2 separate regions of the Homo sapiens genome follow, and region 1 is linked to region 2. Evidence: chromatin loops called from intact Hi-C (ENCODE). Cell type or tissue: heart right ventricle. All regions are shown on one strand. Each heading gives the region's core, and the rest is flanking DNA. Links, peaks and the distances in the headings are about the cores only. Region 1 overlaps RBM27-POU4F3 (RBM27-POU4F3 readthrough). Region 2 overlaps LARS1 (leucyl-tRNA synthetase 1).

What was found. Hi-C counts contacts between places; a loop is a spot of excess contacts. Peaks named below come from ENCODE experiments on the same cell type or tissue, not always from the same donor. Only the 100,000 strongest peaks of a DNase experiment are listed, where the experiment ranks them.
Region 1: it touches region 2 in a loop (2.5-fold over the local background); 13 of 110 quality-filtered maps call a loop at or near these places.

What each region holds. Positions count from the first base shown.
Region 1 is chr5:146,279,915-146,292,121 of GRCh38, reverse strand. The region is part of intron 18 of RBM27-POU4F3 (RBM27-POU4F3 readthrough); the gene reads right to left. RBM27 (RNA binding motif protein 27) reads right to left here. Exons shown (of 21, transcript NM_018989.2): 20 at 7,390-7,500; 21 at 2,899-6,175. The coding sequence ends at 6,092. Among named protein-coding and RNA genes, the nearest start is that of POU4F3, 53 kb to the left of the region's middle. In heart right ventricle, for the core only: no CTCF peak of the experiment used is centred there; no DNase peak of the experiment used is centred there; H3K27ac peaks cover 1,260 bases.
Region 2 is chr5:146,149,619-146,161,825 of GRCh38, reverse strand. It overlaps LARS1 (leucyl-tRNA synthetase 1), which reads left to right. Exons shown (of 32, transcript NM_020117.11): 7 at 1,340-1,452; 8 at 2,356-2,419; 9 at 4,031-4,098; 10 at 4,198-4,423; 11 at 7,846-7,933; 12 at 8,016-8,092; 13 at 8,599-8,652; 14 at 9,824-9,964; 15 at 12,127-12,204. Among named protein-coding and RNA genes, the nearest start is that of LARS1, 27 kb to the left of the region's middle. RefSeq lists an enhancer at 10,192-10,361. In heart right ventricle, for the core only: no CTCF peak of the experiment used is centred there; no DNase peak of the experiment used is centred there.

The DNA.
Region 1 (12,207 bases), core at 2,225-10,224, 130 kb before region 2:
CAAGACAAGTAATGACAAAAATATAAAACTGTAGGCAAGTTTAAAACGTCACTGAGTTGTCTTGCTTCTAAAATTAAAAACTACAAAATACCCTTCAAGAAAAAACATCAAGTAAAAAAAAAAAAAAAGGAAAAACAGAAGATAAAGTAATAACATTTTATATTCAAAATAGTTTCTACAATGTCACGGCAAGGAAGACAGTGACTTTAAAATGCACTCCATCAGGCAACTCAATAGGCTGTTTTTCCAAACTGTAATTTTGAAAGCCATATAGTGGGTCCTGACAAGAATTTTTATCTAATAGGATGAAAATATCAGGTGCATATTGGGTAGGTATTGTTTTGTAAACTTTTGTTTCGTGTGTGTATACTGGGTTGCAATGCAAAAGGTGTCTCATTTTGAGTTGCTGTGAAAAAAGATTCAGTCCCTGTTCCAAGACTAAATTTTGCCCTTTGGAGCCCCCTACAGGCTCTAAATGTTAATAACGTAAATCCTAAAGTAAATAAATAGCCCCACTGTTGGAGGGTGGTTCAGAAACTACCATTCAATAATTTATGCAGGAATACATGTTTACATAGATAAATAGGTAGCGTTTGGTCTAAGAACTCGAACTGACTATGTGAATAGTCTCAATCTTGAAGCAAAATTATCCTCAAGAAAAAATTAATTTGGCAAGGTATTAGCCCTTACAAATTAAATTTAAAATTAGAAGAAATATATCAGTATCTCACAGTGATAGAAGTCTGGAGGCAAACTAAGAAGTAAAATCACAAGGACTTTAGAAAACTATTAATAAGACATTCATCTTTATAAGGTTTTTACAAAGGCGTGTTAAGAATTTAATCAACAGAAATGGCTAAGTGCTGAAAAGGCGTGTTTCCGCCCCTATATTTGCCTTCAAAGAATTGAGTAAATTACAATTTTGAACAATCAAGTGCTAAACCTGAACTCCAACTCTACATATTATTTTAAGAATTAGTAGGTCACTATATTCAAACTAGTAAAACTCTTATGAAGTTGGCTGGGGGTGGTGGCTCAAGCCTGTAATCCCAGCACTTTGGGAGGCCAAGGTTAGAGGATCACTTAAGATCAGGAGTTCACGACTAGCCTGGCCAACACAGTGAAACCCTGTCTCTACTAAAAATACAAAAATTAGCCAAGATCATGCCACTACACTCCAACCCGGGCAACATAACAAGACTCCATCTCAAAAAAAAAAAAAAAAAAAAAAAAAAAAAAAAAAAAAAAAAAACACCTCTATGAAGTGGTCAGAAAACTGAAGTGGAAGTGAGGTCAGAAATTCAGGCTTATCTTTATCTAAAACAAGCTAAGCGGTCTTCTTTCCTTGCTGCTCTTTCACAAAAAAATAATTTAATACAATTGCAAAGAAAAAGTAACAGCAATGTTAATCGTGCTTATGTTAACGAACACCACTACCACCACCACCACCACAAAAAGAAATGCTTGCAGAAGCCTAAGAGTAGATGGAAACACAAATAACTCACAATCATCCAACACTATTCTGCCCTTGATTTCACCCCATATCAAATTGCCTATCTTAGAATGTTGAAATGGTTTAGTTAACCTAAGGTCAACTGGAGAACAGGGAAGAGGCCAAATGGTAGATGATCCTGTTGAAAGGAGAGATCTTGGCAATAAAACCAATTTAGCATAAATGAAGGTGATTCATAATACAAGCAGTAGCAGTAGATTGCCTTTTCTTTTTTCTTTTCTGGGTCAATTTTGGTTGGTCTCTCAAGTTAGGTCTTTCAGACTAAAAATGAACATAAAATGAGCAGCTCTGCACAGCAAGGTAATGTTGGTCCATTTAGTCTAAAGCAACCCTATCATCCAATATCCCCACATGTTGATAAACACAATTCTGTGTTTACGGTAACATATCTAGATCCAGATTTGACTGTATGCTGGGGCTTATTCAAAATTTATCCTTGGCTTTAGCACAATTTACTTCAAAATCAGTAAAAATATCACATAAAATCATTAATTTCTGTTAATGAGAGCTCCATCTTAGTAAAACATTTGATTTGTTCAATAGATATAACTATGTTCAGAATTTGCCTGCTCCCTCCAAAAAAGTCCCAGAACTAATGTTTATTGTAAATATATTTAGGATTAATTATGATCTACTCAAAGCAAATGGTGACAAACAGCTTATTTGCTATTTACATAATACATAAAATAAATTTTATTTGAAAGGAATGAAAATAACTTTACTCTCATTCTTTGAGTATTTTCTTGTATAAGCTGAAATTCAAAGAATGTTCCTTCTTAAACAATGCATAATCATTGGAGGGGGAATTTTATAATAGCATTTTTTAAAATGGGAAAACCAGGTGATACACTTCCCTTCTCTTTCTCATCACCACCCAGTCCTTAGTGCATAACATCACTATCTTCCCGTTTGTCCTTACAAATCTTTGTCACATTCAGAACTGATTTATGTTTAAATCATCTCTTCTAGGTGTTTTTTCCCTTCTCCCTATTCTACTTAAGGAAAATGTCCCTCCTACTGATGGCAGGCATAATGAATATCCTCAAGACAACATTAAAATAATTGCTTTCAAGAAACTGTTTTGTGCTTTTTTATCTGGGATACCAAGAACCATCCAGGAACAAAATAATGTGGCTATCAAAGGTTACTTACAAGTAGCATTTTAATACCTTCTCTTTCATTCTCCAGGCTACTCTGTTGAGAAAGTTATCCTACTTAATATTTAATAGCCAGTGACTTCGAACCCAACTTCATATTGAGTGATGTTCTCTCATGTTTATGAACACAACATAAAACACACATACATAGCCACTACTCACTCACTCTCACAAGCAAGCATACACACACATTTTCTTTCTTTCCAGAACAAGCCAGAATTACAGCTCTTTTGGTGATTGTTATAATTTTTGGAATGGTTCATAAATTTTCCAAATTCTTTTAAATTTGTAATACTTTCATCTTTTTTCTTTTTTTTTTCCAATTGTGAACCATTCCATATTGCATCTTTATTGCAAAAGTCAACATGCTTCTTAGAAATTCAGATTGTAATTGATAAAACAAACATTACATATATGAATTTAAATGTATAAACAGTTAGAAATTCAACAATATCTCCTATTATACTATTACACAAGTTCACAATTTTGTAAAAACTATAATACAGGCATACTATACATCAAGAGGAACCACTATTCCTTTTCACATGATTTTTTTCTTTTTTGAAATAATGATCCATCACCAAGGACCCCTTTCACCTTAACAAGACTGTTTTCCAATTTATCATCTTAGCTGGTAACAACATTTCTTCAATGTTACATAAAGAAATTGAGGGAAATTTTGCAATACTTGGGGTTACCTTTTTATCTTGGACAGTGATCCACTAGTATATCAGGCTGACCTAGTCAACTGGTGGCTATTATTGCTGATCAGCTACTTAAAAAGATGTCATACACATTAAGAGGGACAGAACTTGCTTTAGATGCTGTATGTTATTTCTGTAAATGAAGATGCCAAGAAAACATGTATGGCAGTTATTCACTTTTAAGTGAAATTCTAACAGTTGAAGATTTGATGGTGGAAGTAAATCCCAAAGGGGGCAGGGGATATATATAAACTATTTTATGCTAACCTGAAGTTTTCCAGTATTATAATTAACTCACTTCAAATTCATCTTTGAGTCAAACATGTTTTAAAATTCTTTGAAAGCACACTTTTAAAGTATTTTTAGTCCTGTTTAAGGTGTACTGAAAACTTATAGAAAGGGCCTCAAACCTTACTGAAAAAACTGTTTTTCACTTTAACACACTTCTATCTTCTGCCCCCAATACTAAAAAGTCAAATTTTCAACTTTTTACTGAGAGTGAAATAAGATGTCCATTTTGAGGTCAAAAAAATCATATGAAAAGGAATCTCATTCTGTTGAACTGTCTACTGAAATTTTTCTTAGAGTTCCATTTATTTACTGTAATTTTCAGTTTCCAAATACAAAAATACAACAATTCTTATTGAAATCTATACGCTGGTAGTTTTAGTACACAAAAAAAAAACCCAAACAAATTATTTACAAAATTATACAGTTTAAGAAAAAACTTTGTACAAAAAATATATAAATCCTTTGTTCCCTCTATCACGTTTAAACTGTCAGGACTCAAAATATTCACCACAATGAATCTTTCAAAATATATACTGACTGAGCCACAGACATCAAGAAAAATTTCATTAGAGATGATGGAGGAGTAAGGAGCAAGATTGTGTATTCTAGATACACCATTCTGATGTTTTCCTTCTTTTATAAGCTTATTTTACCTTCAGTGTTACTAGAAATATAACAATAACCTAGAAAAAGGAAGTCCTCATTATTATGAAAGAAAATTATATGAACTTAAAAATGACCCTGGTTTGACACATCATTCCAGGAAAACATGTAGAAGAATAAAGATTATCAGAACGTGGGATTTAACTTCTTATAGCTAAGTAAATCTAGAATCCTGATGGTTTTAAGTTCTTAGTGAATAGTTTCTATATTGAGAAATTGTCTTTACCTCAGCAAACAAAATCCTTGATATAGTGGTCACCAAGACCCTTTTGGAGACAACAGGAGGTTTCAAATTTTCATACCACACATATATAAAAACACAGATGTGTATATCCTTGAAAAAGTGACAGCCTAGGTACATTAATCATTTTATTTTCCCAGGGGTCAGTACAGTGTAGTGTTGCTCCTCTGCTTTTCCATCTAACATTCAGAACACGAAGACATAAATTTACATATATATTTTACTTAACAGATACTCTACTCTATACAGTGTACAGTAAAAATGCACACAGTAAAGGAAACTGTCTACTGAGGGATGCGTATGTTCATGGATAGCAACAAGCTACAAAATTATGAAAAAATAAGGTCATCTGAACAAAGTCATATATGACTCCCATTTATTACTAGCATACTCAGCCCTCAACCCCCTCCCACCTCCACCCCCCACCCCCCAGTCACCTCACCATCATGGTTTAAATTTAGGAAAAGAATTTCAGACATTTTTAAACCCTTCTGTGTAACTATACTGAACTGAAGCTTCAAAAGAGGGAAAAAATAAAGCTGGTGATTCTCTTCTCCCCAAAATCCTTCCATCATTCTCATCAAAACATCACTTATTTATCCAGGTGCTGGTTTGAACCTTTTATTGGAGACTGCCTGCGGTTGCCCAAATGAACCACTTATATCAATGATGACTAAGTCAGGCCTATTAATAGAAAGGCAAGAGGAAGAAAAGGGGGACGAGAAAGGGGCAATAGGTGAAAGCCTTTTACATTCTGAGTTATAAAAATTTTTAAAAAGACCAGCCGAACCAGCGCTCACTAAATATCAAAGCAAACTAAGAATCAGTAGCAGGAAAAGTCCAGGAGTTCATATGACAAGAGAATGGAAATACTATAGAGCTAGCTACCATTGCTGTAGCATTTAAGAACACACAGTTTGTTGTGATTTTCACTGAACTAGTACTACCACACATAAAAACCATGAAAAACAAATTTAGACTGAATACAAATTGGGCTCCTCCAAAGTAAAAAAAAAAAAAAATTAAAATTAAAATAAACATATTTTTCTTCCAAGACCACTCTTGAAAGCAAAAGGGTATTTTAATTACAAATATTTCCTACTGTCTGATGACCCATCCATAACAACTGAGAGTTAAAAGATTACAGGTGATTTTGACATTTAATTAAATTTTATCAGTAGATTATAATCCAAAATAAAATTTCTGAACACCCTGTCATTTACATCATAATCCAACACCAACAGCAACAAAAAAAAGGTGGTGTGGAAAATAAGGCTCTAGAGATTATCCATGTCATTGCTGTGGATCTTCACAACTGTGTAAAAGTCACTAGGCCTTTGGTGCTTTAATATCATGTACAGTTATGAGATGTGTTTAAATAGCAAACTTGCTGTTCTTGAACCTACTGTGTTGAAAAGAAAAATAAAAAAATTTTTTTTGGCTCATTGACTTCTTTTAAATAATTTTTAAAAGTTGTTCTTCTAAACAATATTCCTAAAAATTATACAGCTAGCATCAGATTTCATCTTCGCCATGAGCGAGACTCATATTCATCTTCATCTTCATCGTCATCATCAGGCAAAAACAAATCTGAGGTTTCTGTTTCCTGAAGAAAGAGAGGTTAAAATCTGCTTAGTGGCACAAGAATGGTAAGTAAAATACTTTTTAGGCCAAAGGACAAACAGGCTAGTATACAAAGCCCAGGCTAGATTTCATAAGGGATGCATGCAAGAGTATCTTTCAGGGCAAAAAAAAAAAAAAGCCCAAAATATTTTTGTAAATGAATATGAATTCTTCTCCCCTGCTAATTTTGCTACTTTTAATAGGAGATTTCTACTCTAATATCATCAGGAAAATAATGTGGACATTTAGTACAGAAAATTTAAAAAAGACTATGAGATACATTTCTGATAAATTAAAATTAATTTTATTCTATAAAAAATTAGGAAAATAAATGACCAAACACCTAAATCTTTGTTTTTATATCCATCCAATTGTTTGTGAGAGGTGAATATACTAGCTTCCCCATGACACTGATATTCCAAATCTTATATAAAAATCTAAAATCTTAGACAAAGTAGATGTATCTGCAAACACTACCCAAATACCATGACTTCTGTTTTTCTTTTAATCTAGGGAACATTTCTGCTTTTGCTGTGTAAAATTACCTATATAGTGAGAAGACACTTGATCAAACTATAAATGCTAGCTAGGTATCTTTTAAAACCAAGATTGTCATATAAATCAGGAAAACCTCGCAATATAGCCTAAGTGTTCACTAAATAAACTAATGATAAACAACAGGAGTAAAAAAGCAAAATAAATTCTCATATATTTTAAGAAGCTGATTATTCAGTACTTTTATTATTTAGGTCTTTAGTTTTCCAATTCTCTCCTCTATGTTCAACTTCTGCACACTCTGATTTTAACCAATTGTACACAGAAGGAAAATAAGAAACTCAAATCTATTACTATGGAACTTGAATAAACAAAAAGTGAAACCAACCAATTAAAGTTTAATTCATTTATGTAATCTCTGACTTTATTCATCAGAATAAAAATTTCTAGAGCTCAAATAAATCCAATATAAATGTAAACAAAAAAGAACAGTCTTTCCTATATCAGAAGAAAATAACCCCTAACACAGCTTCTTATATCTCTAGACCTGTTTTAATTCTCTAATAAACATCTAAACGGGTCTTAATTTGCATGCATGAAAGAAAAACCCAGCATTTTTTAATTTATACTATTTAATATCATAAAAAATACATAATTGAGAAGTGATCTAATTCAACTCTTATTTCCAACCACTAAATTTACCTCCTCCTTGACTTCTTCTTCTTCAGTCTCAGTGGATATAGATGGTACCTTGGGCTTGTGCCATGATATCTGTAGCCGACGGTCTTTAAATTTTGGCCCTTGGTTTGCGGTCTAAAATATATATTAGAAGAACATACAAGTTTGCACTCAAATTTACTAATGATTTCTGCAAATTCTGTGTTATTTAAAAAGTATAACATAGGGCAGGAGAGAAATCTGTTAAGGTGGATCTACAATCTCCAATGAGAGCTAAAAAAAATAAAGTCCCTTTTAATTAGAGCAACTATATGTTCTGGTTTGCCTAGGATAACCCATGGTTTATATCTGTGTCAGGTAAATGTTAGCATCTGTCTTGGTTGAAGAAATAATTTTTTTTCTAAGTAGAGTTGCTCTACTTACAAAAGTCATGATGAGGACAAGAAATATTCTTAATACAGGTATTGACCTTTGGCTTTGATATCTACATATATAGACTCAAACCTTAGAAAAAAGGTGAATCATCTGCTTATTCATCTCACTGCATCTCTCACAGCCCCACCTATGTTGGATAAAGTTCTTCTTATTTCCACTTCTGAAACGCTATACACTAATAAGCACCTCCCAGCTCATCTATGCATTCAATAAACATTAAACAAATGCCTAATACTATCCTAACTCATAAAACTGCTCCATTTCAAATGTTACTTGGTACTAATTTTTAAACATTTTTTTCTCCCCAGCAAATTCCAATAGGGGAAAGCAAATTTTAAAGACAAAGCAACACAGACAAGGGACTAGGGATCCAAAGTTTCAGAAAAGTAGAAGTTTAGCCATCCCTATAGCTTTCCTATCAAAGGTCCTCATTTATAGAACTGGGGGTTCTAAAAAACATAATAGAAGAGATTCTTTTTTATTTGGGCTTTCATTCTAGTCTATCTAGCAAAATCATTGCTAAACCTCCTGAAGCATTTGCCAAATGTTTCCATAAAACACTTGGAGCATAGCATGGTGAGAATGTACATTAGAGCAGACTCATAAATCCATTACTGCCTGCACAGACATCGTCCTGTGTTCTAAGGGAAAAATTCCCACCATTCCTTGAAGGGTCTAAATGCTCATAACCTAACACCAAACATTATGACTCATGGGACATACCAAACTGATGTATCAAAATAGCCCTACCAAATATAGATATGTACCTTTTTTTTTTCTTTTTGAGACAGGGTCTTGCTCTGATTCCCAGGCTGGAATGTGCAGTGGGAAGATCACACTCACTGCAGCCTCGACTCCCTGGGTCCAAGTGATCCTCCCACTTCAGCTTCCCAAGGAGCTGAGACCACAGGCATGCACCACCTCACCTGGCTAATTTTTTTATTTTTATAGACGGGGTCTCCCGATGTTGCCCAGGCTGGTCTCAAACTCTTGGGCTCGAGGAATTCTCCCACCTTAGCCTCCCAAAGTGTTGGAATTACAGGCACGAGCCACAGCACCTGGTCTATATTTACCATCTTTTAAAAATTAGGTAATGTACGTAACAGAGATCCTTTACCCTTTACTCTATCCTTTAACACACAGCCCAATTATAGAGAGGCTTTCCCTGCTTGTTTTGTTCATTTCTTTATTATTTGAATTTCTAAATAAAAACATATTACTTTTATAAACAGAAAAAGTAATAAAGATTTTTAAATCTGTAATAACTGTGTTGCTCTCCAAAGAGGATAAGAGGTCTGTCCTCCAAAAGGAATATTAAGGCATTAAATGTATTGCATATACATTATTAAAGGAAGAATAAGAAATGTATACAGAGTCTGAAATTAAGAACAAATAATTTCTACTATCTAACTTACAACAAATCAAATAAATTAGCAATTAGAATAAAGATATATTATGACGCTACCAAGTTAGGAATTCTCATACACAAATGGTGAGAATCTCAAACTGATTCTAAACTGGTAAGAATCTAAAACTGATGGGGTTCACTCAGCAATTCCACATACAGTCATCACTTGGTGTTTCTGGGGGACTGGTTCCAGGACTCTCTGTGAATACCAAAATCCATGAATGCTCAAGTCATTTACATAAAATAGTGTAGTATTAGCATGTAATCTACACACATTCTCCTATATACTTTGAATCCTCTCTAGATTACTTATAATATCTAATGCAATGTAAAAGCTATGTAAATAGTTGTTATACTGTATTGTTTAGGGAATAATGACAAAAAATGTACATGCTCAGTACAGATGCAACCTTTCATTTTTTTCCCAATATTTTTGATCCAAAATAGGTTGAATCCATGGAGGTGAAACCCACACATATGAAGGGCCAACTGTATATCCAAGAGAAATGGTGTGTACATGTGTAGTTAAAAACATGTATAAGATAGCAACACTGCTTACAAAAGCCACATAGTAGAAATAACCCAAACATCCATCAGTAAGAGGATGAGGCTGGGTGCGGTGGCTCACGCCTGTAATCCTAACACTTTGGGAGGCCGAGGTGGGCGGATCACCTGAGGTCAGCAGTTCAAGACCAGCCTGTCCAACATGGAGAAACACCATCTCTACTAAAAATACAAAAATTAGCCAGGGGTACTGGCACACGCCCATAATCCCAGCTACTCAGGAGGCTGAGGCAGGAGAGAATCGCTTGAACCCATGAGGTGGAGGTTGCCAAGAGCCGAGATCGCGCCACTGTGATCTGGCCTGGGCAACAGAGTGAGACTCCATCTCAAAAAAAAAAAAAAAAAAAAAGATGAAAAATAAACTGTGGTATATTGATACAACTATTATATAGTAATAAAAATGGCAAATTAATGTTACATGTAAAAACATGAATGAGTCTCACAAACATTAAACAGAAGAAGCCAAGCACAAAAGAATATACACTGTGTGATTCCATTTACATAACATTTTAAAAACAGGCAGAATACTACTCTAATATTTAGGAATGCATATTTAGGTGATAAAACTACAGTCAATTCTCATTACTTGCAGTAGTTTTGTTCTAAAAAGTTGATGCAAACATTTAACTGGCAAATAGCCACTACTTATAGGGGAAATAGAATTAGACTCTTATGAGCCTCTAGAGCAACCTTGTCCAACCTGTGGCCCATGGGCCACATATGGCCCAGGATGGCTTTGAATGCAGCCCAACACAAATTTCATAAACTTTCTTAAAACACTATGAGATTTTTTTTTCCTGTTCATCAGGTATCATTAGTGTTAGTGTATTTTATGTGTGGCCCAAGACAATTATTCTTCTTCCAGTGTGGTCCAGGGAAGCCAAAAGATTGGACACTCCTGTTTTAGAGGGTCACAACATTTTTGTCAGCTAATCAACACAAACTTTGGTTTTATGTGTTTCTGTTGAAAGACATCTTATTTAATATATGTTACTGATTCATTAACATTGAACTCATGGCCAAAAGCACTCACTCATGCCTGAACAAAGCTTAACTAACACATGTATCTTTGTAAGGCATATCACAGCCTTGCACTTAGGAACACTAGACAGGACTTTAGAACTACATTCGGGGGCCATTTAAAACAGTTTAATCACCAAGAAAACAAAAAAAATTGAGAAAAATGTGGCATTAAATAGACTGCAAAGGCTGGGCGCAGGGGCTCACGCCTGTCATCCTAGCACTTTAGGAGGCCGATGTCAGGAGTTTGAGACCAACCTGGCCAACATGGTGAAACCTCGTCTCTACTACTAAAAATACAAAAATTAGTTGGGTGTGGTGGTGGGCGCCTGTAATCCCAGCTACTAGGTAGGCTGAGGCAAGATAATCACTTGAACCCGGGAGGCGAAGGCTGCAGTGAGCCAAGATCATGCCACTGCACTCCAGCCTGAGTGACAGAGCGAGACTCTGTCTCAAAAATAAATAAATAAATAAATAAAACAAATAGACTGCAAAAGGGGCATTTGTTTACAGTATAAAAGCTGAAACAAGAAGGCATAGCACCACCTTATTTCTATCTCAGCTGAAAACGGGCTCATGAGGGGACTGGCAACTGTGTGTATGTCTGAGAATGACCACAAAACACCATAAGTATTGATTTTGGGGTTACAAATAAATTTTAGTGAGTAGATGAATTGGCAAATGTGGAATCTGAAAATAATAAGGATTGACTGTATAAAGAAAGCAAGGTGACTATCATAAAGTGAGGCTAACAGTTACTGCTCTGAGAAGGAGAGAAGATAGATAGAGGCTGGAGGGAGCAACAAGGGAGATTGGGGTATTGGAAATGTTCTATTTCTTGACCTGAGGTATAGGTATATTAGGTGTTTGCCTTCTCATAAATCATTGAACTATATGTTTATGATCAGTATAGTTGGTTTTTATAAACATTTTTAGTTGACTATAGGTATAACCTTTAAAAATTTTAAGGAAATAGGTCGGGCGTGGTGGCACATGCCTATAATCCCAGCCCTTTGAGGCTGAGGCAGGTAGATCACCTGAGTTCAGGAGTTTGAGACCAGCTGGCCAACATGGTGAAACCTCATCTCTACTAAAAATACAAAAATTAGCTGGGCGCGGTGGTGCATGCCTATAATCCCAGCTACTCAGGAGGCGAAGAAAGGAGAATCCCTGAACCTGGGAGGTGGAGGTTGCAGTGAGCTGAGATCGTACCACTGCACTCCGGCCTGGGTGACAGGTGACTTGAGACTCTGTCTCCAAAAAAAAAAAAAATTAAAGGAATACCAGATAGCTAAGATTTTTATGTGAAAAAGGCAAGGTTTGGAATGCAGCCCTGTATGTATAATACGATCACATTTTCGTAAATGTTTTTAAAGTGAGAAGCTTTATATATGTTTTCTTACATACATAGTATT
Region 2 (12,207 bases), core at 2,222-10,221:
TCACATAAACTTTAGTTGATAAAGCAGTAGCAGGTTTTGAGAGGATTCACTCCAAATTTTTTTTTTTTTTTTGAGATGGAGTTTTGCTCTTGTTGCCCAGGCTGGAGTGCAATGGCATGATATCGACTCACTGCAACCTCCGCCTCCCGGGTTCAAGTGATTCTCCTGCCTCAGCCTCCCTAGTAGCTGGGATTACAGGCATGCGCCACTACACCTGGCTAATTTTGTATTTTGTATTTTTTGTTTGTTTGTTTGTTTTAGTAGAGACGGGGTTTCTCCATGTTGGTTAGGCTGGTCTCGAACTCCCGACCTCAAGTGATCCGCCTGCCTTGGCCTCCCAAAGTGCTGGAATTACAGGCATGAGCCACCATGCCCGGCCCACTCCCAGTTTTGAAAGTTCTATTATGAGTAAAATGCTATCAGACAGCATCGCATGCTACAGAGAAATCTTTGTGAAAGGAAGAGTCAATGGATGTGGCAAACTTCATTGTTGTCTTAGTTTAAGAAATTGCCATAGCCATCACAACCTTCAGTAGCCACTTCTCTCATCAGTCAGCAGCCGTCATCGAGGCAAGACTCTCCACCAGCACAAAGATTACAACTCAACTGAAGGCTCAGATGATTATTAGCATTTTATAGCAATGATGTATTTTAAAATTAAGGTATATACATTGTCTTTTTAAATATAACTTTATTGCACACTTAACATAATTCAATATAGTATAAACATAACTTATATATGCCTTGGGAAATCAAAAAATTTGTGTGACTTGTTTTGTTGTGGTGGTTTAGAACCAAACCCACAATATCTCCCAGATATGTCTGTATATTTGTGTGATTATATGAGATTTGGACCAATTCCTAATTTTAGAATAATATATTTCCCCTGTATGCCACTAAAGAATTAGTACTGTTATTGTTAGACTAGAACCTAACATTGCCTATGGGTCTCATAACAATGAATACTTCACTATTTGTTGAATTAGAATGTATATTGACATATTAACAATTAGTAGAAAGGAGCTTTATTCAAAGAATATGAAGAAGCCCAAGTTTAACTTGAATATTTAGGAATACATAAAGGTAGGATTAAATGTTTCTTCTTAATTTATTATAGCTTCTATATGTTTGTTAATATGTATATGTATATGCTTAAAAATATACTTTAAGTAAATTAAAGTAATTGTGATATACTTTTAATAGTGGAACTTGGAAAATTATTTTTAATAGTTGATCTGATTCTAAGTTAGAAGAGTAAATAATTGATTCATAGGAATTCTTATTTAAACAAAATTTGTGTATTTCTCAGTAATTGCCTTTTAAAATTTTCCTTTTATAGGTAGACTGGCGTCGTTCCTTCATCACCACTGATGTTAATCCTTACTATGATTCATTTGTCAGATGGCAATTTTTAACATTAAGAGAAAGAAACAAAATTAAATTTGGGAAGCGGTAAGTTTGTTATACTTGAGCATAATAAAGCAAAAATCAGTTGGGCACAGAGGCTCACGCCTGTAATCCCAGTGCTTTGGGAAACTGAGGTGAGGGGATTGCTTGAGGCCAGGAGTTTGAGACCAGCCTGGGCAACATAGCGAGACCACATCTCTTTATATAAAAAAAAAAATTAGCCAGGCATGGTGGCATGCACCTGTAGTCCTAGCTACTTGAGAGGATGGGGCAGGAGGATTGCTTACATGAATAAATAAATACCTTGTAGCCTACCTTTTCCCATTACCTTTCAGGTTTTAAAATATGTTGTTTCTATTCTTTTGTATCCTTTGTTTTCCTTTTTTCCTTACCAGTGTCTTAATTTCTCTGAGCTGCTTAGTGTTTATGACAGATATAACCAGGGAGAATGGGAGGGTGGGCTTTTATTATCTTACTAAAGATTATGTTCAGTATTCCCTGCCAAGCAGAAAAAGTAATCATTTGATTTGTGTTTTATTTTATACTTTGTTCTACAAATTAAGATTCTTCCTTGATTATGTAGATTAATCAAGGAAGATAACTTAAGAAATGAAAATAAGTTATCTTCCTTGATTAATCTACATAATCAACTTCCTGATAGTTTCATTTGTTAAGTCAATTTATGTTTTATAATCTTTTGTTCAATACCACAAAGCCAAGATCAGTGTGTATTTTTCAGTGGTATTACCTTTGACGAAGATAGAAAGCTTTCATTAAATAAGTAGGTTGACAGTGGAACTACCATAAGAGTACACATAATAGACACAGATATCTACTCAGAAATTCTAGTTGCAAGACATGTAAGAAATTAGGTGCAACACAGGCAAATATGGTAGGATAAAACGTGAATATTATAATAATGTTTGTCACTTTTTGTTTATTTTTTAGGTATACAATTTACTCTCCGAAAGATGGACAGCCTTGCATGGATCATGATAGACAAACTGGAGAGGTGATTATTTGTGAGACAGAGTAGCTATTATAATAATCCTTAATAAGACTATAGAGTTTAAGAAATAGAAACCTAAAAATAACTTCTTTGTAGTGCTGAGGGATGTAGTCCTGATACTCTGGTGGATATGAAGAGGAGATAGAATATCAATACAGGTACCTGTATCTTGTGTAGTACCTAGCTATCCTAAGAGTCATGTGAGGACAGCTGCATCAGTTTGTTACAGGAAAGCACATTGTTTAGCCTCACCCCAAAATTGCTGAATCAAAAGTTCTGGGGGTGGGGCCCAGGAATATCTTTTTTTTTTTTTTCAGACGGAGTCTTGCTCTTTAGCCCAGACCGGACTGCAGTGGTGCTATCTCGGCTCACTGCAAGCTCTGCCTCCTGGGTTCACGCCATTCTCCTGCCTCAGCCTCCCGAGTAGCTGGGACTACAGGTGCCCACCACCACACCCAGCTAATTTTTTGTATTTTTAGTAGAGACGGGGTTTCACCGTGTTAGCCAGGATGGTCTCGATCTCCTGACCTCGTGATCTGCCCGCCTTGGCCTCCCAAAGTGCTGAGATTACAGGCGTGAGCCACCGTGCCCGGCCTCCAGGAATATCTTTTTACGAGCTCTCAATGTGATGTATATGCATGCTAATGTTGTGAAGCACCATCTGGAAAATAAACAGCTCTAAAAAGAAAGCATGGGGAGAGGTAATAAGATATGTGACCAAGATTTGATATACACAGATTCCAGTTATATTTGCTTTGATCATGTGCCTTCTTGCTTATTTCCAAAGTAATTCTAGCCATGCCTAGAAGTTCATTCTAATTCCTGTAGAACACATTATTAACATTATTCTCTGAAATACTTGAATAAATCAAGAGTAAGTGATTTGGCTAAATCCATGGCAAAGTAAAAATCAATGACAATGCCAGCATCTGAACTTATGATTCCCTATGATTGCATCATTTTTTATTACCATCTTTGAACATATTTTCAAAATCAGCCTTCAATTTTGATGTAACTTATCTAAGTGAGAGTTGATCAAAATTTTAAAAGATTTGAGAGACTTAAGACCCAGTAAAGTTTTAATATAGCCAATGGCAGCAATATCCTAGATTTCAGTAATCCTTTGTAGATTTTTCAAAGCATTTTTCATCTGTTATCTTGTGTGTTCCTCAGGACAGTCCTATCTGAGACGCAACATCCTTATTTTACCAATAAGGAAAGAAAGGCTTAGAGAGATTATGACTACCTTGGGTCTAACCATTAGTAAGGGAGCAAACTAAGTTTAGAAAGCACATTATCTCTGACCTCTGGTCTAGTGTCTTCCTTTGATGACTACTATGTGGGACATGCCCTGGGATGGAATTAGGGTTGATTGTGTCTTCTCACCTTCATTTTGGCAAACACTATTTTGGGCGATTACTCCAAATCTCTCCTAACGTACTAGACTTCTGTGTGGGTATAGTTAGCACACCACTGGCAATCTCTTCTCTGCAAAAAAAAATTAATAATGCAAGAACCCATTTTAGGGACTTGAATCAGATCTCTCACATAGATTAGTAGGTTTAAGGCAAGTCTTTTTTTTCCTTCAAATTTTTGTATCGTTTATTTGCTTAGGGTGTTGGACCTCAGGAATATACTTTACTCAAATTGAAGGTGCTTGAGCCATACCCATCTAAATTAAGGTAGGTTTGCCAGAGTAATTGCTTTATCATTTCTGAACCATCAGATAGTTGTTACAGAGTTGACATGTTTTTACATCAATATTTGTTTTTTTTTCTCAGTGGCCTGAAAGGTAAAAATATTTTCTTGGTGGCTGCTACTCTCAGACCTGAGACCATGTTTGGGCAGACAAATTGTTGGGTTCGTCCTGATATGAAGTACATTGGATTTGAGACGGTGAATGGTGATATATTCATCTGTACCCAAAAAGCAGCCAGGAATATGTCATACCAGGGCTTTACCAAAGACAATGGCGTGGTGCCTGTTGTTAAGGAATTAATGGGGGAGGTAAGTTGGATAGCAGATTTTTTATTTTAATGCGTAAATTTCAAGGAAAATTTCAACAATGAATATTGAGAAAAGAGCATTACAACCTTAAAAAATGAGGTGTACATGCAGTAAACTGTGTAAGTCTTGTGTGTTTTGGTGCATTTTCATATGTATATACACTTACGTAAACACCACCTAAATCAAGATATAGAACAGTTTTAGCACTCCAGAAGGCTCTCTCATGTCCATATCATTAGTACTCACCTCTCTCCTCCAAAGGTAACCACTGCTCTGACTTCACCAAAGATTAGTTGTTGTTCTTGAACTTTACATAATGGAATTGTGTAGTCTGACTGTTTTGTGTCTAGCTTCTTTTGCTTAACATTATGTTTGTGAGATTCATACATGTTGTAGGAATAGTTCTTTTTTTATTGTTGTGTAATATTCATTGTATGACTGTATCATTAAGATAGCATATTTTATTTTTAGGTTTCAACTCGGTAAATATCTGGTTGAAAAATATAGGCAGTCCTCCCCAAGAGATTTAATAGCTGCATTAGTCATTATATTATTTTAAAAATACTATTACCTGAATTCCTGGTAATACTAAATTTGGAATTGTAGCTGCCTTTTTTTTTTTTCATGTGAAGAAAGTCTTGGTTGATATTAATTAAATATGGATGGTTACACAGCTCATCTACTTTATTTTATTTTTATTTTTTTTTTTGTAGACAGTTTTGCCCTTGTTGCCCAGGCTGGTGTTCAGTGGCGCGATCTCAGCTCACTGCACCTCTGCCTCCTGAGTTCAAACGATTCTCCTGCCTCAGCCTCCTGAGTAGCTGGGATTACAGGTGCGGGCCACCACGCCCAGCTAATTTTTTGTATTTTTAGTAGAGACAGGGTTTCATCATGTTGGCCAGGCTGGTCTTGAACTCCTGACCTCGGGTGATCCACCCACCTCGGCCTCCCAAAGTGCAGGGATTACAGGCGTAAGCCACTGTACCCAGCCTTATCTACTGTATTATCAATATTTCTGAGTGTGTTTAATTCCATTTAGTGAATGCTGATCTTTGGTATCTTAAATAATTTTTTAAAAAGAAAAATATGAGTAGAGTACCATCTCAATTCTTTTAAATTGAACTATTTTATTCCTTATTTAATACTTTGATTGCAGTATATTTACAAGTCCCAAAATTCAAAAAACGCAAAAAGATACAAAAGTTCCCCATTCTAGAGGTAGTTAGTAATATCTGTGTCTTGTGTATCCTGGTAATATTTCATGTATACACAAGCGAATACACACATACTCTTTGTCCCTCTGTTTTTACACAAATGGCAATATACTTTATATGCATTGTACCACATCTTGCTTTTTAATTTGTATCTTGGCAATCATTTTGTCAGTACATAAACAGCTTCTTTATTCTTATTTTTTATAGCTACATAGTATTTCATTGTTTGGTTGTACCACAATTTACTTAACCATTCTCTATTAATGGATATTTGAATTGTTTCCTGCCTTTTTCTTTTAAAAGCAGCACTGCCACATCTCTTTAGTTCCTAATGTTGGAATTTTGTCTGAGAAGTTCTTGGGAACAGTATTAGGGACATACATGTTTTCCTATTCTTAATGCAACTTTTCTCCCTGTTAATTTGAGCAAATTCTGGCGTGAGGGACATGGATGTTATAAATTGCAAAATAGTTTCAACATTTAAAATGGTTATAATATTTAGCTGTCATCCATATGACTGCAAATTCTATAAAGGCAGGTTATAAGTACATATATGAATAAAGAGGGGTGGGTGGGAATTATGTGGAAAGGAAAAGTGTGTTCCTTAGCTAGAGCAAGAAGCTGCAAATTCTTTGTTGCCATCTGAGAATTTGGGTCTAAAATTGCTTAATCTTTTGGATTTTTTCAAGTGAAATTAGAACTATCCTTTTACTTTGTCTTCATAACTACTATTTTAAATAGATGTATAGTACCCATTCTTGTTCTTGTAACATATTTTGTTAAATCATTTTTTCTATCATTGAAAGCTTTAGTTGTTTCCAGGCTTTCCTAGTATAATTAACTCAGCATTGGGTAGACTTGTTTAAGAAAAAATAATTAGTTGTTGTTGAGTCTGAGTTACATGAACATTTTGTGGCTTTTGCTGTGGATTCCTATATTTTCTTCAAGGAGTACAATGTCACAAACAATGTATTAGTGTACTCATGTCATAATATTGACAGATTTAGTTATTATAATTATTAAAAATTATTTTTCCGGGACGGGCACGGTGGCTCATGCCTGTAATGCCAGCACTTTGGGAGGCAGAGGTGCGTGGATCACCTGGGGTCAGGAGTTCAAGACCAGCCTGGCCAACATGGTGAAACCCTGTCTCTACTAAAAATACAGAAATTAGCCAGGCGTGGTGGTGCATGCCTGTAATCCCAGCTACATGGGAGGCTGAGGCAGGAATCGCTGGAACCTGGGAGGCGGAGGTTGCAGTGAGCCGAGATCATGCCATTGCACTCCAGCTTGAGTAACAAGAGCAGAACTCCATCTCAAAAAAAAAATTATTTTTCCTCTAGTAGGTATAAAATAATGTGTTTTGTTTTACTTCATATGTATTTTATTTATATTCTTTTCTTTATTTTTTGAGACGGGGTCTCCCTCTGTCACCCAGGCTGGAGTGCAGTGGCACGATCTTGGCTCACTACAACCTCCACCTCTCGGGTTCAAGCAATTCTCCCGCCTCAGCCTTCCAAATAGCTGGGACTACAGGCGCATGCCACCACGCCTGGCTAATTTTTTGTATTTTAGTAGAGACGGGGTTTCACCATGTTGCCCAGGCTGGTCGCGAACTCCTAAGCTCAGGCAATCTGCCTGCCTCAGCATCCCAAAGTGCTGGGTTTACAGGCGTTAGCCACCGCGCTCAGCCTGTATTCATTTTTTAATTGACAGAAATTGTATTTATGGTACGCAATATGTTTTGAAATATATATACATTGTGAAATGGCTAAATTGAGGTAATTAACAAATTTATACCTTACGTACTTACCATTTTCTGTGGTGAGAAGAGTTAAAATTTAAATCAGGTGCAGTGGTATGCACCTGTAGAGCCAGCTACTTGGGAGGCTGGGACCTCAGGAGGCTTGCCTGAGCCCAGGAGCTTGAGCCTGTAGAATGCTATGATAGCACCTGTGAATAGCCTCTACACTCTAGCCTTGGCAACATAGCAAGGCTCTGTCTCTTAAAAAAATCTACACAGCAATTTTCAAGTATAAAATACATTGTTATTTCCTATAGTCACCATATTGTACAATATAGCTCTTGAATTTATTTCCATATATTTTTGATTACTAGCTTCTCAGGGCTTAAAATATTAACATAGTTTTAATTCTAATGGTCACAATGAATTACTTCACCTTTTATATTGATTTTTTTCTTATGCAGGAAATTCTTGGTGCATCACTTTCTGCACCTTTAACATCATACAAGGTGATCTATGTTCTCCCAATGCTAACTATTAAGGAGGATAAAGGTAAAGAGTTTATTTATTTCTAGAAATATTTTGATAAACACATTTTGGTTCTAGTTATTAATTCCACACTTTGTTTTCTAAGGCACTGGTGTGGTTACAAGTGTTCCTTCCGACTCCCCTGATGATATTGCTGCCCTCAGAGACTTGAAGAAAAAGCAAGTAAGTATCTGAGTTTCATGTTTGTATTTCGTCCTCACCATCTCATTGCTTAGGTGCTGCTGAACTACGCTGTGGGACTAGGCTAAAAAGCTATGCATTTATCTTTAAACTGCTATCTCTAACTTGTTTCTTGATGTTAATATATTTTCTGTGGTTTGAATTTTAAATATGTTCACAGAATTTTGAAAAAGCTTTCTGATATTCACATTTTCATTGAAATCTGGCATATGAACCTCAATTTAAGTGATATGTGTATGTCTATGTACATTTTTGCTTTTGGTTGTGTGGTTTCATTTAGGCTATTCACTATAACTTTAGCTATTAAATTTTTGAAGGTTACAGATCCCTTTTGAGATATTTGGCAAAGTTAGAAAATTGCTCTCTATGGAGAGGAGAACAAATAGAAACTTTAAAGAAACTTTTAAGAAACTTTGGAGATTGCTTCTCTCAATGATTCTCCCAGTAAAGTGTTGATCATTAGTGTTAACTTGCAAATTTTTCTGTAGGCCTTACGAGCAAAATATGGAATTAGAGATGACATGGTCTTGCCATTTGAGCCGGTGAGTACATAGATAATTCAGAATATTCACATCCATCTCTTTATCAGAGAAAAAGAAGAGCTAACATGTTTTCCTTATAACAAAATTAATTGGTGGAGTATGAAAAAGAGAGTTTGCTTAAGGATTTACTCACTTTAATTTGATACCTGCTATGGTAGATAAGAGCAAAAGGAAAACTAACAAGCATTTTCTTACCACCTGGCACCTGCAGTTCTGGAACAAATAGCTTTTTAGCATCACCAATTTTATAGTAGCTTGCTTTGCTAGTGTGATCAATTTCCTGGCTTCTAAAGATAAAATTTTGCCCTTTTCATGAATGTTTATATGTAACCATAATAACTTTAACAAAGTCCTGTACAACTCTGTTTTATGTTTCTTGTATTTTCATGTTAGTATCTATAGAAGAAAAACTTTTAAATTACTAGCAAATGATTTTCATTTCATGAAAGATCCAGAGGAATTAATATAAACCAAAAGCACAACCATCCATGAATCTAGTTGTTTACATCAGCAGGCCCCAACCTTTTTGGCACCAGGGACTGGTTTTGTGGAAGACAATTTTTCCATGGACCAGCAGGGTGTGGTAGGGGAATGGTTTTGGCATGAAACTGTGCCACCTTAGATCATCAGGCATTAGATTCTCATAAGGAGCAAGCAACCTAGATCCCTCCATGCACAGTTCACAATAGGGTTCGTGCTTCTATGAGAATCTAATGCCACCCATGATCTGACAGGAGGTGAAGCTCAGGGGGTGATGCTCGCCCGTTCCTCACCTCCTGCTGTGCAGCCTGGTTCCTAATGCCATGGACTGGTACCGGTCCACATCCTTGGGGTTGGGAACCCCTGGTTTACATCATTTTGCTAGTTTCAGTATGAATTACTTAGGTAATTATATGCCAGTGGAGGATAGAGTGTTGGGAAAGGTGTGTGTGGTGGGGGAAGGGCATTGGGGGTGTTGGTACACAGAGTATGGGTGGTTCCTGTGGAGAGTAGAAGGACAAATTTACATCTGGAAGTTAGTCACTCTGTGATTACTTAATGTGTGGCAGTGTCGTAATGACATATACAATCTGAAATGACTTAATTGGACATTAGAGGCAAAAGGACTTGTGCCCTACAGAGCTGTGTGTCCAGTCAGTGTGAACACGTTCCTGATTGCTGTTTGCTGCAGGTGCCAGTCATTGAAATCCCAGGTTTTGGAAATCTTTCTGCTGTAACCATTTGTGATGAGTTGAAAATTCAGAGCCAGAATGACCGGGAAAAACTTGCAGAAGCAAAGGAGAAGATATATCTAAAAGGATTTTATGAGGGTGTAAGTAATAATTTTTTTTAGTTTTTATTTGCTTTACTCCATGCTCTGTGATTTTCTTAATTAGAAAAAATGTAGAAAAATTTAACATAGTTTCAGCTATACATTGATTTGAGAGCTTAATATGAGAATGTATTCTATTTCCAAATTTCTAATTTTTGTTTTTATCATGTCCTTTGCCTAAAAGCATTTTCAGAAATTGTCTTTTTCGTGCCCTCTAGGAATCTCTATGGAGTGAATTTCTTGACAAGATATTTCAAATTAGTTCATATTATTATGCAGTAAACTTCAAAGATTTATTGAATGGAGAATACCTGGTCCCTTCTTTTGCTCTTTTAGTTAAGGAGTTCATATTTTAGATAAGCAGTTTTATTCAGTCCATTAATTTATTTATTAATGTCTACTAAATGCCAGGTGAGTTCAACAAACATGTTCTGAACCATTCTTTTCTCCTAATTGTGCATATGTTAATGTGGTTTATATTTCCATGGAAAGAAGGCTAGGCTAGAGAACATAAAAATCCAAACAAGTTATTAGGTGCTTCAGAGTCAAATGAAGATTTTTAAGGACATCAACAAGAATGTTTTTTAGTTTAGCTTTCCTACATTTTTCTGGATAACCAAGAATTGGTTACATTTCTTTTTTTTGAAGTGACACATATTTTGAATGATGATAAAAGCAACACTTATGTAGCACTTATATATTAATTTACTTAATTCTGAAAATAACCCCATTCTGAAGTAGGCACTCTTATCTCCAATTTACGGATGAGGAAATGGAGGCACAAAGAGATTATTAACTGATTTACTTGAGATTAGCCAGATAGTTAGCCAGTGGGAACTGGAATTCAAACTAGGTAGCCTGGCTCTGGGATTTACATTTGTGTGTGTGTGTGTGTGTGTGTGTGTGTGTGTGTGTGTGTCTATCTGACGGAGTCTTGCTCTGTCTCACAGGCTGGAGTGCGGTGGCTCAATCTCAGCTCACTGCAGCCTCCAACTTCCGGGTTCAAGCGATTCTCCTGCCTCAGACTCCTGAGTAGCTGGGACTACAGGCACGTGCCACCATGACCAGCTAATTTTTGTATTTTTAGTAGACACGAGGATTTCACCATATTGGTCAGACTGGTCTCGAACTCCTGACCCCAAGTGATCTGCCCACCTTGGCCTCCCAAAGTGCTGGGAGTATAGGCTTGAACCACTGCACCTGGCCAGATTTGTGTTCTTTTTTTTTTTTTTTTTGAGACGGAGTCTTGCTGTGTCGCCCAGGCTGGAGTGGAGTGGCTCAATCTTGGCTCACTGCGACCTCTGCTTCCTGGGCTCAAGCAGTTCTCCTGCCTCAGCCTCCTGAGTAGCTGGGATTACAGGCCCCTGCCATCACACCCAGCTAATTCAGATTTGTGTTCTTAATCACTGCATTCATTAAATATAACTTTATAATGCTGGATTAAATAGATATTGAAGTATTTTGGTATGTTAGAGGTTTAGAATGTCAAAAGAGAATGCATGTCTTTTCTACCTAAGATAGAAACAATTTGAGAGAAATATAAGAGTCATGTAGATGAAAATAAGAGTCATGTAGGTGAAAATATCTGCTTTATTACCAGAGAAAGCTGGAAGGTGATTGAGGCTTAATTGATGGCAACAATGGATAAGCTAATACTTTGCCCTAGAATGTTATTGGCCTACTGAAAAAGATAGAGGTGAAAGAGTAGGCCTCCTTCTAAGAGCAAGCTTTATCACATGGTCAGGCAAAGAATACTCACCTGCAGCAGGTGGGGTTAGAAAGAGGAGCCTAATTAGATGAAGCCGAATGTACTTAGTTCCTTCAGAAACCACCAGGAATGAGGTGAGTGAGTGTAATTGAAGTCTGTCTATGTGGAAACTTAAGAAGTGGAAGTGAGTATTCCTTCCTAATCATGCTCACACTAGGTATCTCCGTGATACCTAGTGAGGTGTGGGTATCACTGACAGAACGATAAGTGTGTTATAAATATTAGTTATCCATGCTATACCAAAATGAAAAATTATCGTTGTAAATATGATAAATTTCATACTAAAAATATTTCGGTGGGCAGAAGCAAATTTAGTTAGGGAAAATTAGGAAAGAAACTCAAGGCAGATTCTAACTGTTTTATATGTGGTTTTTCTCCCCTCTCATCCTTTTAGATCATGTTGGTGGATGGATTTAAAGGACAGAAGGTTCAAGATGTAAAGAAGACTATTCAGAAAAAGATGATTGACGCTGTA